2 separate regions of the Homo sapiens genome follow, and region 2 is linked to region 1. Evidence: read pairs that join two places in POLR2A ChIA-PET (ENCODE). Cell type or tissue: OCI-LY7. All regions are shown on one strand.

Region 1 (8,000 bases):
CTTGAAGGAGGGAAAGTTCTGGGTCAGGGGGTGGGGATTGTTGTTAAATGCGACCATAGGACAATGAAATCCAGCTCCTCGGGGAGGCAGAGTGCTCAGTCTGAAGGGCTTCACCCAGGCTGGCCCCTCTGGGAAGCCCATCAGGGAATTAGGACTGGAGGCTTCCAACAATGGTCATGGCTGGGGGGCCAATGAATCACTGCAGGGCCGCCCTGGGGACCCAAGTTCAACTGGGGTGGGGGGCACCTATATCTTAAAGGGTCTCCAGTGATTCTGATGCATCAACTGAGATGAGATCTCCCAAGCTCAGATTCCATTCCGTGCTGACCCCTCCTCTGGGCTGTGACCAGAAAGAAGGCTATGGACAGCTTGGCCATGACTTTGTAAGGGCTCTATGGGACCCTGGACAAGACCCTGAACAGGAGCCTGCCAGGAGAAGGGGGTTGGGAGGGTGTCTCTGATATGCTGATGGCCATCCCCCCATGAGTAGACAGTGGTCATTGGGTCTCTGGCCTGGCCTCTTCCTGGAGGTGGGTACCTTGGTCACAGGCTCTGGGATTCAGGGCCCTGGCTGCTGGCAGCTGGTGGCTGGGCTGCTTAGTCTGGGAAGGGGGCTATGGTTCTGCCTCTGTGGCCCCATCCTGGGGCAGCTGACACCTCCTTTCCTAGGAGCTTGGGATGCCGCCTTTGCCCAGTCTGCTTCTTGATGTTGACCCATGCTCACCTGGCCATGCCTCCTGGGGCCCTCCAATGCTGTCCCCAGCCCCTGGAAACCTGTGGCTTCGTCTCTTTCCCCTGGCAATGCTGACTGTCTGGCTGGACACCCCCAGCTCTGGCAGGGATGCACTGGCCGAGGGCAGGACTCCATGGTGGCCAGTCCAGCCGGGTGCTGGGGGCCCAGACTCCCAACATTGCCCACTGCCCAGGAGAAAAACTCTGCTGAATCTCCACCGGGAAGTTCTCACCTCCACTGTGACAAAAAAATGCCCTCTGTCCCCCAAGTGCACCCTACTGCAGCCAGCTTCTCTCCCCAGGTCTGCAGGGCAAATGCCCCACCCCACAGGCCTTCCCCCTGCCTGATCTGCCAGCCCTTTCCATGCACCAGTGAGGAGCAGTCTCCCTGTACTCCAGGGACTGGCCTTCAGGCATCCTGGGGGATGGAGGGTCACAGCGAACACAGCCCCCCGTGCACGCTGCACCCTGTATGATTACCACACCCCCACCACATACCTGGGACCCATAGAGTTGTGGGGACAGTGGCCACCCCGAATGCATTGGGTCCCTCCCTCCTGGTGCTGCCCCCATCTCCTGCCTGCTCACGCCACAGCTGCTGGAAGGGGCTGGCTGAGTGAGGGGGGTGCCTTGGATCCCAGCTAGGACCACCTGACCAGACTGGCCAGGGGCCTGCAGGTCACTGTGGCCCCAAATGTCATGTCATCTGGGGACCATCGCCCCTGAAAAAGGACAAGCAAAGTCCTTCTCGTGCCCATCGGGAGGCCACAACAGGCTTCCAGAGCAGCCAACGCGTGGGCCCTTTTCCCCCACTGAGGCCTGAACACAGGGGAAGGAGAAGACCCTTTGCTGTGGGGCACACAGGGGGACTCAGCCCGCGCCCCGGTCCCCGCCGGAGCCCGCCGGAGCCGACGCCCGGGCGCCTCCCCTCGGGGGCTGCCCACCTTCCCTCATTCCTGCGGCCCCAGGAGGAGCCAGGCGGCCGGGAGGGGGTGTCGCGGTGGCATTTGGTAATCATGGCCTGCACAAAAGGCCCCGGAGCCACCTGAGAGCGGAATGCGGCCCGCGCCCCACCGCGGCCACGGCCCCTGACACCGCCGGGCGGCCCGCGCGGCCGGGCGCCGTGCTGACCCGCTGGGGCGCTTGAATCCGGCTTTGTGCGCCACTGTCACGCCGAGTTAGGCCCACAATGGCCGGCGATATTTTATATGAATTTCCCCCTAGTCGGTGATTAGGCGAGCGCAGGCCAGTCATAGCAACCTGGAAGTATGCGCCGCGCGCCAGGCCGTCCGGCGCGAGGGGAAATCCCCATTCAGACGCTTTAATTCAGCACCGCGAAGGGCGTGTGAACCGCCCGCGCATTTGCACTCTCCCCTTGTGCTTAATCTTGTCGCCGTCGCTGGGATATTGTGCTCCCAGCCGGACGCGGCGGGGAGTCGGCCGGGGTTCCCCTCCCACTGGGGAGAGTTAATGATATACCAGAGAGGCCGCTGGAGCCAGGGGAGCCCCCCACCCCAACGCATCTTAAACGGCAACACTTTCCGATGGGGGGGGTCAGGGGTCGCAACCTGGCTTTGGGGACGCTGGTTCCCTAAAGAGCTGCCCTGTGTGTCCCCATGTCCTAGCAGGCAGGCCCCACCCCTGTGCCGGCCCTCATAGGCAGGGGACACACAGGGAGGTGGCGGACCACCCCCGAGGGGCTCCTGGGGGCTCAGCGGGGAGGAGAGGAGGCTGGGCTGTCTCCTGCCTGGGGAAGACGTTGGAGAGATGAAGGGGGACTTGTGGGGCACCCAACAAGGCTTACTGACATGTGGTGCGCAGGACCCTTTCATTACTCTCCCCACCCTTTGGGGCTGGAGGGGTCCTGGGGCACCAACCAGGAATCTGGCCGTGTGCTTTGAGTGGGGATACCCTGGGGTTCACAGAATAGGGCAGGGGGTGGGGACTGGAAATGCTTGAAGAGGGGGTGGTGTGTGAAGGCTGAGTGGGAGGGCCACTGCTGCAGGCCCCACCCACACTGGGTACGAAGAAGCAAACCCCAGGGCTCTGGGAAGTGTCCACTGGGAGTTGTGGGAAGCACACTTACTTGGGAAGCACAAGAGATTGCATACCTCCCCATGCCACTCCACTCCCCCCGACCTATCTGGCAGGTGCCAGGGCCCGGGGGGACTCCTGGGCCCAGCCCATGTTAGAGGGCACCGAGCATGTGGGCACAGGTGGCATCCCTAGGCTCCAGGCCTCGCCCGCTCCTGGCCTCTGTCCCCTTCTCTAAGGAGCACATGCCCCACCTGGCCTAGAGCAGGCCAGGCTCTCTGCAGAGCCACGTGCTGCCTGAGATCCAGCTGCTGGGCCCTGGGCTGCTGCATCCACTGCAGCCGTCCCTGCCCTTTCTCTGTACCTGTGTCCTTGCCAGCTTTACCTTGCCAGGGGTCAAGAGTGAGGTGTCTCCAGCTCTGCAGGGAAGTGAGCCCTCCCAGTGCCTGGGTCCTGCGGCAGGGGACAGAGAAGCTGCACGGTGTGCCCAGTCTCCATGCACTTAAAATTCCTCAAATGCTTTCTACCCCAGGCAGGTTGAATGTCCTGCTCCTTTTGGACCCCAGAAGAGAGGGCTCTTCAGGGACCAGGCTCAGCTTCTGTGACAGAGCCCCATGTTCCAAGGACTGATGGTTTCTCCCAGCCTCAGTCTGGTGGCCCCAGTCCCCAGCCCCAGGCCAGGTGGACGGCAGATGGGGATGAAAGCAGGAGGTGTGAGGATATGAAGCTTCTTCCTTCATATGTTCACACTCATGCACACACACACACACACATGCACATGCATACACACAGGCATGCACATATATGGCTTATGTGCACATATAGGCACACACATGCACCCCTCACAATGCACACGCTAGGGTGTACACTCACATGTGCACACACACACAAGAGGCTGGGCCCCTCTCTTCACAGCTGACTGAGGGTTTTTAACTGTGTTCAACAAGGCCATCTTGGCAGGGGTGGTCAGGCACCCTGTGGCCACTGCCACAAAGCCTGGGGTGACCTTTGACATGATTAGGGTTGCCCTGACCCTAATCCAATCATATGATTATGGAGAGCGCAGCCAGGGCCTCCACAATGGCCTCCTGAGCAGGCCTCTCTCTGAGGCACCCGGCGGGCTCCTTCCTCCCAGGCCACCAGGACTCCAAGCATTTCTGAGTCCCCATGGCAGGCAGGAGGGAGGAGCCGGGACTTCCCCTTTCCTACTTAAACCTATTTAAGCCATGAGGAGGTAGGAGGGGTTCCAGACTGTGTTCCTCTATCAGAAAGGGGAGGAGAAGGGGGTAGTAGGATCAGAGAAGCGGAGAAGGAGAGGGTCCAGGGGAGGTAAGTGGGATGGGAGGGGAGGCTAGAAGCACAGCAGGAGCTCAGCCCTTTGCAGAGAGGCCGGCATAGCAGCAGGAAAACAACCGGAAATGGGGGCTCCCCGCCCCAACCCAACGCTGGCACCTTAGGGCAGGACCTGGGCATCTGTGAGGCCCACTTGCCCCTGGAGAGCCTGCGGCATTAATCCAAGAGCCCCATTGAGAAATTCTCAGTGACCGCTCAGATCCATCCCCGCCCTGCCCGGAGGGATGCACACATGGGGACCGGGTATCCTCTGGAGTCCTACCTTCTCTGCTTCCTCCCGGGCTGCACCTGCCCTCCCTGTGGGCTTGGGGTTCCTCCAGTGATTCCTAAACTGTATGCTCCAGCTAGGCTCTGTCACTGCTGGGCCTGCCTGAGGGCTCTGCTCACCCCCACGTCAGCCCCAACCTTGGCATGGGCTGTCCCCTCTGCCTGGGGACTTTGGAGCCAGGCTGCCAAGGTTCATGTCTCTGCTTTGTCACAGTGATTCTGCTTCCTCATTTGTAAAACAGGGTCACCGCACTGCTGGCCTCAACAGATGGGCATGAGGATTCAACTGGCCATGGTGTGTCGAACACTTAAATGGTGCCTAGAAAATACTGCATATGTGTGTGTTTTAAAGGAAGAAAATCCTTCAAGATTCAGCCCAGGGGCCACCTCCCCTGGGAAGCCCTCCTGGGATTCCCCGAGTCATGCACCATTGTCCTTAGGTCACTGGCTTAATACATCATTTCTAAGCATATGCTGTGTGGCAGAGTGCATCTCTGTGCTTTCCCAGGGGACCGACTGTGTACATTTGCGCCACATGTATACCTGTGTGGCATATGCTATAGGGATGCTGTCACACACCAGACCCATGGGAGACCCCCAAGGGTCCCAGCTCTTGTTCCAGGAGACTCCTGGATCTTCCTGGAGTGTGCCATACCCTAGGGAGTTTCTCCCAGAAAGCAAGAGTGGGAGCCATTGATAATGACTGGGACTTGTGAAAATCAGGCACCTTTAATTCCCTGTTTTCCACAAACTTTAAGGAGGACCTAACTGAGTCATGGGCTGATAGGATTTTTTCACATTTTGATGATAGGCCACCATGTGATTTTTGGCATATATAACTCTAAAAAAATTCAAAGAATTGAGAGATGCATGGTAACTAAGTGCTCCCATTTTTATCTATTTATTTATGTGAACAAAGTTTTTCTCACATCTAGAACTACTAAGTTTAAAAGCAAGAGGGGCCTACCTGCAGCTAACATCCTATCCAGTGGTGAAAGACTGAAAGCTGTTTGTCCACTCTCAACTCTGCTATTCATCATGGCACTGGAGGCTCTGGCCAGGGCAATTAAGGAAGAAAAATGAAAAAACTGCATCCAGATTGGAAGGAAGAAATAAAACTATCTTATACGTAGAAAGCCCTAATGAATCTGCAAATTAAAAAATACATTAGAACTGATCAACAACTCCAGCAAGGTTACAGAGTACAAGATCTATATTAAAAATCATTTGTGTGTGTATGTGTGTGTGCGTATGTGTGTGTGTTTTTTTGAGACAGAGTCTCACTCTGTTGCCCAGGCTGGAGTGTAGTGGTGTGATCTCAGCTCATTGCAACCTCCGCCTCCTGGGCTTAAGTGATTCTTGTTCCTCAGCTTCCTGAGTAGCTGGGACTACAGGCATGTGCCACCATGCCTGGCTAATTTTTGTATTTTTAGTAGAGACAGGGTTTTGTCATGTTGGCCAGGGTGTTCTTGAACCCCTGACCTCAAATGATCTCCCTGTCTTGGCCTCCCAAAGTGCTGGGATTACAGGCATAAGCCACTGCACCTGGCCTCATTTGTGTTTCTATACACTAGTGACAAATAATTAAAAAATGAGATTAATAAAACAATTTCATTCACAACAGCATCAAAAATAATAAAATACTTAAGGAATACATTTAACAAAATAAGTGCAAGATTTGTATGCTGAAAACTACAAAATGTCATGAAAGAAATTAAAGACCTAAATAGGAAGATATCCTATGTTCATGGACCAGAAGACATAATATTAGTAGAACAATATTTCCCAAACCGATCTACACATTCAACACAATTTCTAAAAATCTAAGCTTTTTTTGCAGAAATTGATGAGCTAATCCTAAAACTCACATGGAACTGTAATTGTCTCCAAATAGCCAAAATAACCTTGAAAAGAAAGACGAGCAGGAGGACTCACATGTTCTAATTTCAAAACACTACAAAACTACAATAATCAAAACAGTGTGGCACTGGCATAAAGACAGACATATGGAACAATGGAATAGAATAAAGAGCACAGAGATAAATTCATACATCTAGGGCTAACTGATTTGCAGTAAAGTTGCCAAGACTATTCAAAGGGGAAAGAACAGTCTGCAACAGATTGTGCTGGAATAACTGGATTTCCACATGCAAAAGAATGTGATTGGATCCCTGCCTCACATCGTCGATGAAAATTAAAGACCGAGATGTAAGCACTAAAACGCTAAAACTCTTATTTAAAAAAAACCTAATGAAGAGTAGATCTTTGTGAGCTTGGGTTAGGCAATTGTCTCTTAGATATGGCATCAAAAGCCAAGGAACCAAATAAAAAACTGATAACTTGGAATTCGTCAAAATTAAAATCTTGCATGTATCAAAGGACACCATCAAGCAAGTGAAAAGACAACCCACAGAATGGGGGAAAATATTTGCAAGTCATGTATTGGATAAGGGACTTGTAAGCAGACTATATAAAGCACTCTTACAACTCAACGACAAAAAGACAAATAACCCAATTAAAATGTGGGTGGAAGAATGGAATAACATTACTCCAAGGAAGAGAGGCAAATGGCCAATGAGCACATGAAAAGATGCTCAACATCCTTAGATATCAGGGAAATGCAAATGAAAACCTCAGTGAGACATTGCTTCACACCCACTAGGATGGCTAGAACAAAAACAACAAGCAGAAAATCACAAGTGCTCATGAAGATGTGCAGAAATCAGAATCCTCAGATCCTGCTGATGGGAATGTAAAATGGTGCAGACACTCTGGAATAGTTTGACAGTTCCTCAAAAAGTTAAGCATGGAGTTCCTCTGTGACCCAATTCTGCTCCTAGGTATATGCCAGAGAGAACTGAAAATACACATTCACACAAAAGGCATTATTTATAATAGTCAAGAAATTGAAAAAACCCAAATGCCTATCAGTGAGTGAATGGATAAACAAAATATGGTCTATCCATACAATGGAATATTACTCAGCCATAAAAGGGAAGGAAGTTCTGGTATATGACCAGGCTCCTAGACCATAGATTTGGGGACTCCAGAGCAGGACTCGTTCATAGGCCTTTCCTTGAAGCAGCTGGAGTTGCCATCAGGTTTAGGACCCAGTGCTATTCACCGACTTTGGGGCTTTGCATTCAGCTGGCTGGGCCCCCAGCCAATCTGCTGGCTGGGATTCCCATCTGTGCAGATCTGTGCCTTTCCATGGGCATCGTCCAATCCAGACAGTGATGCACAGGCTCCCCAAGGCTCAGCTTGGAGGACAGACCCAAGGGTTCCTGAATGGTGTGACTCATGAGGCTAGCTTCCTCCTGGCCTCCAGCTGGGCTCAGATGCCCAGGTTGGGAGTCAGTGAGCTGATGCCGTCCATGGGCAGGAGCCCTCCCCGCTTTGGCAAGTGAGATGTCCTCCCTGCTTCCACAAGTGAGAGACACCCTGACATTCTGGAGGGCAATGAAATATCCTAAAGATTCCCGAGGGTAGCAGGGCTTTAGGGAATGGCATGTTCCCCTCTGACCCCATGCAGCACAGCCTTCCTCCATCACCTGGTATGGCTCCAAGCAGGACAGGCTTCCTGCTTTCTTCCTAAAATCGCTGCTTCCTTCTCA
Region 2 (8,000 bases), 430 kb before region 1:
CCTCTGAAGCAAAAAACTTTCTCTGATCTCCTGCCTTCCTGTCTCAGTCCCATTCTCCCCCAGACTGGCCATAGAAACTAGAATACCTCTTCCCCAAGGCAGGTCATAAAAACCGCAACCCCTTTTCCCCACAGCCAGACACAAATCCTAAAAATATTACTCTAACTCCTGCCTTTCTGTGCAAATGCTGACCATAAATTCTCTGGGCCACCTTGTCTGGTTGTACGTCATAAGACTCCCATTCCACAGAGGGTCCTGTCTCATACCCAAGAGGAAGGAATGCCACGCAGAGAGGCCAAGAAGAATCTAGACAGACAGGGCTTGCTGGATGTCCCCACTCAGTGTATTAGCAGTAGATCATGCCCAATCCTATTTCTACATAGCAGTCCATATTTTGTTGAACCTAAGCATTAAAATAGACAGCTTCTTCTGTATTCATTCTGAAGGCTTTTTTGTCACACTAAACTATGATCAAATAAATGTGTATGCCTTTTCTCTTTTAATCTGTCTTTTGTCAGCTGATTTTTAGTGAATCTTCAGAGGGCAATAGGAAAGTTTTTCCTTGGGCCCTGCAGCAGAGAGAAAGAGAAAAGCAAGCTGTCTTGTGTCTCTTCTTATAAGGGCATGAATCCTACCATGCCACTCCACCCTCATGACATAATCATCCCCCAAAGGCCCCACCTTCTAACACCATCACCCTGGGGATGGGGGTTTTCAACCTAGAAATTTGGAGGGAACGCAGACATTGAGTCCCTAGCAATCACCACCCATGAGAACCAGGACTGATTTCCTGACACCACCAAGCAGCCACCATATGGTGGGCAGAGCAAATCCTAAATCTTAGTACCTGAAAGACATATTCTTACCCAAAGTCCTTAGAATGCCCACCTCCTGTCCCACTCCAAGTTTTGTTTCAAACCTTTCCACACCAGTAGGAAGCCAGGAAGCCTTAGTAAGAACCTGGTGGGAAGACCAGCATCTCACTGGGCTGGCAGGACCAAGGCAAGCAGTGCTATATATGTACATATATTAACGTTTGTTAAACCATGGTGAGGAAGGCTTCATTCAGGACGGTGGAGTAGGATTAGGACCATTGCAGTGGGATTCTGCAGCAGGGTAGAGAGATTGGGCTCAATTCTGAGTACCGCACTGACAAGTGGAAATTTATAGACAGGAGTAGGGTAGATTAGTGGATAGAACAGTATTAAGAGGAGACATCAGGGCCAAGTACGGTGGCTCATGCCTGTAATCCTAACACTTTGGGAGGCTGAGGAGGGTGGATCACTTGAGGTCAGCAGTTTGAGACCAGCCTGGCCAATATGGCAAAACCCTGTCTCCACTAAAAATACAAAACTTAGCCTAGCATGGTCAGGCATGCCTGTAATCCCAGCTACTCAGGAGGCTGAGGCAGGAAAATCATTTGAACCCGGGAGGTGGACGTTGCAGTGAACTGAGATTGTGCTACTGGGCAACAGAGCAAGATTCCATCTCAAAAAGAAGAAGAAGAAGAAGAAGAAGAAGAAGAAGAAGAAGAAGAAGAAGAAGAAGAAGAAGAAGAAGAAGAAGAAGAAGAAGAAGAAGACATCAGGTGTGAGGGGGATTCTGGGTAAACGAACCTCACATGGCTCTTGCTGGAGGCAGGCAGGGTGATCAGATATCACCTGGGGATGGAGGATGAGGAACCCCATCAGATAGCACAGAGGGCGATCAGATATTCAGAATCAGGGGTTCTAGTTAAACTGACTTAGCGGGGCTCTTCCTAAAACTGGATTTCACAAGAAAGTGCACAGATGGACCCAGGAGGAGGTTCTGGAGCCTGACCAGAGTTTGGCCAAGCAGAGAATCTTTGTCAAAGGGCTGTTTGAGAACTAAATTGAATCAAGTATTTATTAAGTGGTTACCTAGCCAGCTCTTAGTGAGCACTCTAGAAATGCTTGGTAAATCAACCACATATTTCAAAAGGAAGCAGATAAAGTGCTTAATGCTGGGTATGCCCAAAGCCATTCAGGGAACCCACAGTCTCAAGATGCCCAGAAGACCTCAGAGGACAGACTTGAATGTAGAGGGTACTGCCTCAGCTCACAGGCTTATTCACAAGCAGATACTGACTGGGCCCCTGCTGGTGCCACACTCTGTGCTCTGGAGCCTCAGACATGAAAGCCACATCCTTCCCTGTGAGTTAAGCTTAGTCAGCATGCTAGTGGGAGAGAAAGGTTTGTGCTACATATTTACGTGATGGATCTGCCCGGGGCATAGAGCAGGCTCTGCTGAGGTAGCCCAAGCTGCTTATGGCTGGATCAGTCCTAAGAAGGAAAGGCGCTAACAGGAATTAAGCACAAAATAGATGCTGGGCACCCTGCCCGCTGCTTCACACTCATTAATGCTCAGCAACGCTATCAGGCGGGCACTGGCAGCCTTATTTCACAGATGAGTATATGGAGGTGTGGAGAGGTAAATTATCTGCCCCAGCTAGGGCAGATAAATGACCTCCGGACTAGGGCTTCTCAAATCGTCAAGTGCACACAAGTCTATTTAAAATGCAAATTCTAACTCAATCAGATAGGAGTGGGCCTGAGATTCTGCTTTTTTAACCAGCTCTTCAGTTGAAGCTGAAATACACAACACCTTACGTTTCTTCATTGGGAATTAATAGAATGGCGGGGAGAGGGGCGCAGCTCGGAGACAGTGCCTTCTATAAGCCTGCGCTCTGACGGAGTTAGAGCAATCACAGTACCCACCTCTCGGGGATACCGGGAAACAAATGAGATCGCCCATAGCAATCCCTTTGCATTACGGCTGTCACTTCGAAGGGGTTTGGGGAGACCTTAAAAACAATAGGAAAGACTAAGTTTCATTTGAAACCCATTCAATTTCTCCAGTTAAAACTCTGCCTCATGACAATTCCAATTGAAGTACCTTAGCATGTTTTCTGTACTATTTTCTGTATTTCCTAACGAACCGTTTGGATTTACAATTGAATTCTGAGAAGAATGCATCTCTTTGATCTTTGGAGGAATGGAGGGAAGGGCAAGAAACGAAGGGTTAAGGTCGTTGCAAACTGCCATTCCCACCGCCACCTCCCCTTCTAAATAAGCACTAACTACCCCTCCCTAGCTGTGGGCCTCAGAAAAAAAAAATGCCCCCATGTATGTGCCTCACAGCCAGAGAAGACCTCAATTTGGGGTTGCAACCGTTTTTCAGTTTCTCTTTAGCTACCTCCAGATCCGCTGCAGACACAAAAATCTCCAGGTTTAAAACAAAGGCTTTGAACAAAGATGCGCAACCTCAGCTCCGGCGCGCGGCGGATATGCCTTGGGATTGGTTGGACCGCCGTCCAATAGGAAAGAAGAACCGGACTCTGCTATTTACAGAAATTCCTCCCAGTGGCGGCCGCGGAGTCAGGCCGTCCAATCAGACACTACAAATTTGGAGCCTTAATTTGAATATAAAGATGGCAAATAGCCCTGCCGGCCCCGCATCCGCGTTCGTCTAGGCGCTCTTGTCACCTCGCCATGCCGGAGCCATCGCGGGCGGCTCCGGCTTCTAAAAAGGGCTCCAAGAAGGCCATTACCAAGGCGCAGAAGAAGGACGGCAAGAAGCGCAAGCGCGGCCGCAAGGAGAGCTATTCTATCTACGTGTACAAGGTGCTGAAGCAGGTGCACCCCGACACCGGCATCTCGTCCAAGGCCATGGGCATCATGAACTCCTTCGTCAATGACATCTTCGAGCGCATCGCCAGCGAGGCCTCCCGCCTGGCGCACTACAAACAAGCGCTCCACCATCACGTCCCGCGAAGTGCAGACGGCCGTGCGCCTGCTGCTGCCCGGCGAGCTGGCCAAGCACGCCGTGTCCGAGGGCACTAAGGCTGTCACCAAGTACACCAGCTCCAAGTGAGGTGCGTCCCGGCGCCCCGAACCCAAAGGCTCTTTTCAGAGCCACCTCCAAGCTCCAAAAGGAGCGTGCCACCTGGTCTGGTTGTGACCTGTGATTCAATTGGAGTAATGAGGGAAAGTAGACTGAGCCGTGGGGGCGCAAGTCTTAGAGACAAAATTAGGCTTCTTGTTTGTAACGGCATATTTCCCTTAGAAAGGCTGCGTTCGTCTTGTGTTGGCCACAGGCAAAGTCAGAGAGGGGGCAGTACAGGCGATTGCGCCATGGATCCCATCCAAAGATCTGTGTGTGGCTTACGCCCTGCGCGCGAGGAGCGTGGGTCACCTCCGGGAAGATCTTGTGCCACGTCCCCGCCCCCAGTGCCTCCTGGCGGCTGAGACTGGAGGACGTGCTCACTGAGGTCCGGGGTTGGAGGTGAGGGGGTTATCGCGCCGTCTGGGCGGAGGCGCTTGGGTCCGTTCTTCTCCCGCCCCTTTCCTCCCTCCTTAGCCACAACTAGACACTGTGAGCTTCTAGCCAAAACCATTTCAGCAGCGTTGCGCCTAAGCAGCTCTTTATGCCACGCCTTCCTGCTTGAAACATCAAAACAGCAGGCTCACAGATCTCCTTATCACTCAGCTAAAATTTCCCCAATTAAGGGATTCTCGTATTTTACCCCCAAAATGTGTGTGTGTGTGTGTGTACGCATATTACACAGTGAAAGATTATTTTGAATAATGCAAATATAGTGCTTTTTAAAAAAAACTCCAGCAAATCATAGGAAAAATAAGTATGATCTCTGGATGACACATTAAAAACTAAGGCATGCAGGCCTGACTGGGGCCCAGGCTGTCCTCCCCCTAAAAATACCCCATACCGGTGACACCCCAACCACGAATACCTGAGAGCTACCCACCCTCTAAGCAAAAACGTTGCCTGGAATTAGAATTCGGTTTCCAGGCTCAGTTCCCACTGGTAGAAGATGCACTCTACCCAGGCTCAGTTCCCACTGCACACTCCCAACACAATGACAGCCACGCATTTATCAACATTTAACCTCTCTGGCCTCATAAAGTAAATCCATTTTCTTGGGTTAGTTTCTTCTTAAAGGGAGTTTTCTTTCCTCCAAATTCTTTTTGTAAATAGGCTTTATTTTTTAGAGCACTTTTTCAGAGCAATATGCTTTTTTATTAGTAGTACGTAATAGTTGTACATATTTGGGGGGTACAAATATTTTGATATACGCATAGGCTTAACAATCAAACCAGGGCAACTGGGACATCCGTCATCATATTCACACCCTCTTTAGGTCGAGATCATTCCAATTCCTCTCCTCCAGCAATACAACTAATTATTGTTAACTACAGTCACCCTACTTTTCTAACCAATACTAGATGTTACCATTTCTTCTAAGCATATTTTTGTACCCATTAATCAACTTCATCTCCTCCTTTCCCCACCACTCTTCCCAGCTTCTGGTAACCAGCAATCAACTTTCTACCTCCATGAGATGCATGTTCTTAGCTCCCACGTATGAGTGAGATCATGCAGTATTTGTCTTTCTGTGCCTGATTTGTTTTACTTAACATAATGTCCTCCAGTTCCATCCATGTTGCTGATGACGGGATTTCATTTTTTTTAATGGCCAAATAGTATTCGAATGTGTAAATGTACCACATATTCTTTATCCATATATCTACTGATGGGCACTAAGGTTGACTTTCTATCTTGGCTATTATAAATAGTGCTGCAATGAACATGAGACCGCAGACATCTCTTTGATATACTGATTTCCTTTCTTTTGGATATATACCCAGCAATGGGGTTGCTGGATCATATGGTAAGTCTGTTTTTAGTTTTTTAAAGAATGCCCATATTTGTCTCTATAGTGGCTGTACTGATTTACATTCTTACCAGCAGTGTACAAGCATCCCCTTTCCCTGCGTTCTCACCAACATTTGTTATTTTTTGTTTTTTAATCAAAGTTGGTTTAATTGGAGATGATTCCTTCCAAATTATTTTATTTACTGCATAATAATTAGCAAATCTGACTTGAAATTTCCATCTGAGATGGGTGAGGGGCAATCTCTTAAATACATGTCAGATTGTATGCCAGTCTGGAGGGATTTTGTAGGCATACAATCTGACATGTATTTAAGTGATTGTCACTCACCCATCTCAGATAGGTGAGATGAAGCTTAGTTTAAAAATTTGGCTTAGTTTAAGAATCTTGGCATGTCTCTCCAACCCAGAAAATGCTTCCATTTTGTTGAGTGAGTCCTAATTCCCTTAGTCTCTGTGGATTCTCACATATTTGATGTGCACTGCCTTCATTTATCATTAACATTTGTCTTTCTCTGTTGTAACACTATAATTAGAGAAATGGGTTCTGGACACGATTGCTCTGAATTTTCTCCATTATAAAATCTTAGTAGCAAGGATCCTGTTTTACCTTCTTTGCCTCTCCCTTAACAGATCCCTGTCCTAGGAGAGACGGACAAATCCCATTCATTCTGGGCCTGGGGGTGCTAATGTAGCAGGAAAAGACAGCCTGTTTCTACTTCAAGTTTGTGCCAGGGGAATCAGAAGGACTGAGACATGAATTGACTGACGTTTGACATTATCCATCACAAAATGCCTTCTTAGAGAATTACACTTGGAAAATGTCATGAAATGTTCATCTTGTGCCTTGATTTGATCTCTGGCACTAACCAGTGTTGTTGCCTTGTGCTAACACAATCATTCACTCTCTCTACTGGAGACTGGTTTCACTTTATTAAACCTATGTTTTAAGTTCATTAAGGTGGAGAACTATATGGGTCTGTGAGAGTAGTTTCACAGCTGCAAATGTTTAAGGTATTGACTTCCAATCCATGCTGGTAGGAGGCCGAGGGCTTGGATGTTCCAGTCATTGGGCACCTGTTTCATAGTGGAGAGGACTGGATTCAACAGCTTTTCATACAAATCCTATATTTCTTGACAGTACTAAGGGTGTTGACAAGTCCCACTTACTTTTGATGATGGATCACTGTTTAATATTTGGATTATAACTAGGGATGCAAAGAATTGAATAAAGTGCCTATGACAAAATTGTCATTCCTGTGTATTTTTTGTAAATTTTTTTTGGAGCATATATCAAAACAAAACAGAATGGAAATGACCCCGTGCACTGCTAGCATTGTAACCATATGGAAATGATCCCATGCTGTGCTAACACTGTAACAATATGAACACTGCATGTGTGCAGTCATTGAGGTGGAAAGGAGAGGAGAGAAGAGAGTGGGTGCACCATCCAGCTCATTAAGAGTCAGTTTCACTAAAAGTTTATCTGTTTGATAACATCAAATTATTTATGTTTTGAACAATTGTGTACTGTCGAGATGATTTTTCTTAACAGTGAGAGACTACCCAGAGGTATGCTTAAATTTCAATGTAGACTTTTTTGCAGAGAACAATAGACAAAACACTATTAAACATACAATAGATATATTATGGTAGGGTGAAATTGTAAGGCAAATGGAGAATGGAAATAGGCATTCAGGAGGAAAAAAATCATCTGAAACATCGCATTGACAAAGAAAAATTTGGTCATGTATTTTATGAATTGATTATACTATCATATTGATATTCCAAAAGGCACCTTGAGACTGATGTGAGAATTTTGATTTTTAAAAAGTTCCACGTTGGTATTTGTATCTTTGCAACTATTTTAATTGAAAATAAAAATATTTTAGATAGCTTTAAAACATGCGAGGTTCTCAAAGATTCTTGTAGAGGAATCACGCAGGAAAAAAAAGGTGGGGAATAGGGGACAAAGCCGTTTTGGTCGAGGATGTTCACGGTGACCTTTCTTTCCCCATCCCAGGCACGCGACGGGTTCCCTTTGGAGAAATGACTTGGGGGAAAAATATTTTTCATTGAATTTTATTTAAAAATTATTTCTCGGCCAGGAGAAGTGGCTCACGCCTGTAATCCCAGCACTTTGGGAGGCCGAGGAGGGTGGATCACGAGGTCAAGAGATCGAGACCATCCTGGCCAACATGGTGAAACCCCGTCTCTACTAAAAATTAAAAAAATTAGCTGGGCGTGGGTGGCGCACGCCTGTAGTCCCAGCTACTCGGGAGGCTGAG

Evidence for each region. ChIA-PET counts read pairs that join two places held together with the same protein. Peaks named below come from ENCODE experiments on the same cell type or tissue, not always from the same donor. Only the 100,000 strongest peaks of a DNase experiment are listed, where the experiment ranks them.
Region 2: POLR2A ChIA-PET joins it to region 1 with 7 read pairs; 2 of 35 experiments call an interaction of 5 or more read pairs at or near these places.

What each region holds. Positions count from the first base shown.
Region 1 is chr1:228,031,917-228,039,916 of GRCh38, reverse strand. All of the region lies in intron 2 of WNT3A (Wnt family member 3A), which reads right to left. Among named protein-coding and RNA genes, the nearest start is that of WNT3A, 29 kb to the right of the region's middle. RefSeq lists an enhancer at 2,663-3,626. In OCI-LY7, no CTCF peak of the experiment used is centred here; no DNase peak of the experiment used is centred here.
Region 2 is chr1:228,460,107-228,468,106 of GRCh38, reverse strand. It overlaps MIR4666A (microRNA 4666a), which reads right to left and starts at 6,033; the gene lies at 5,955-6,033. It also overlaps the pseudogene H2BC27P. In OCI-LY7, a CTCF peak has its summit at 4,162; DNase peaks (open chromatin) are centred at 2,166, 2,626, 3,366 and 4,296; H3K4me3 peaks cover 6,070 bases; H3K27ac peaks cover 5,845 bases.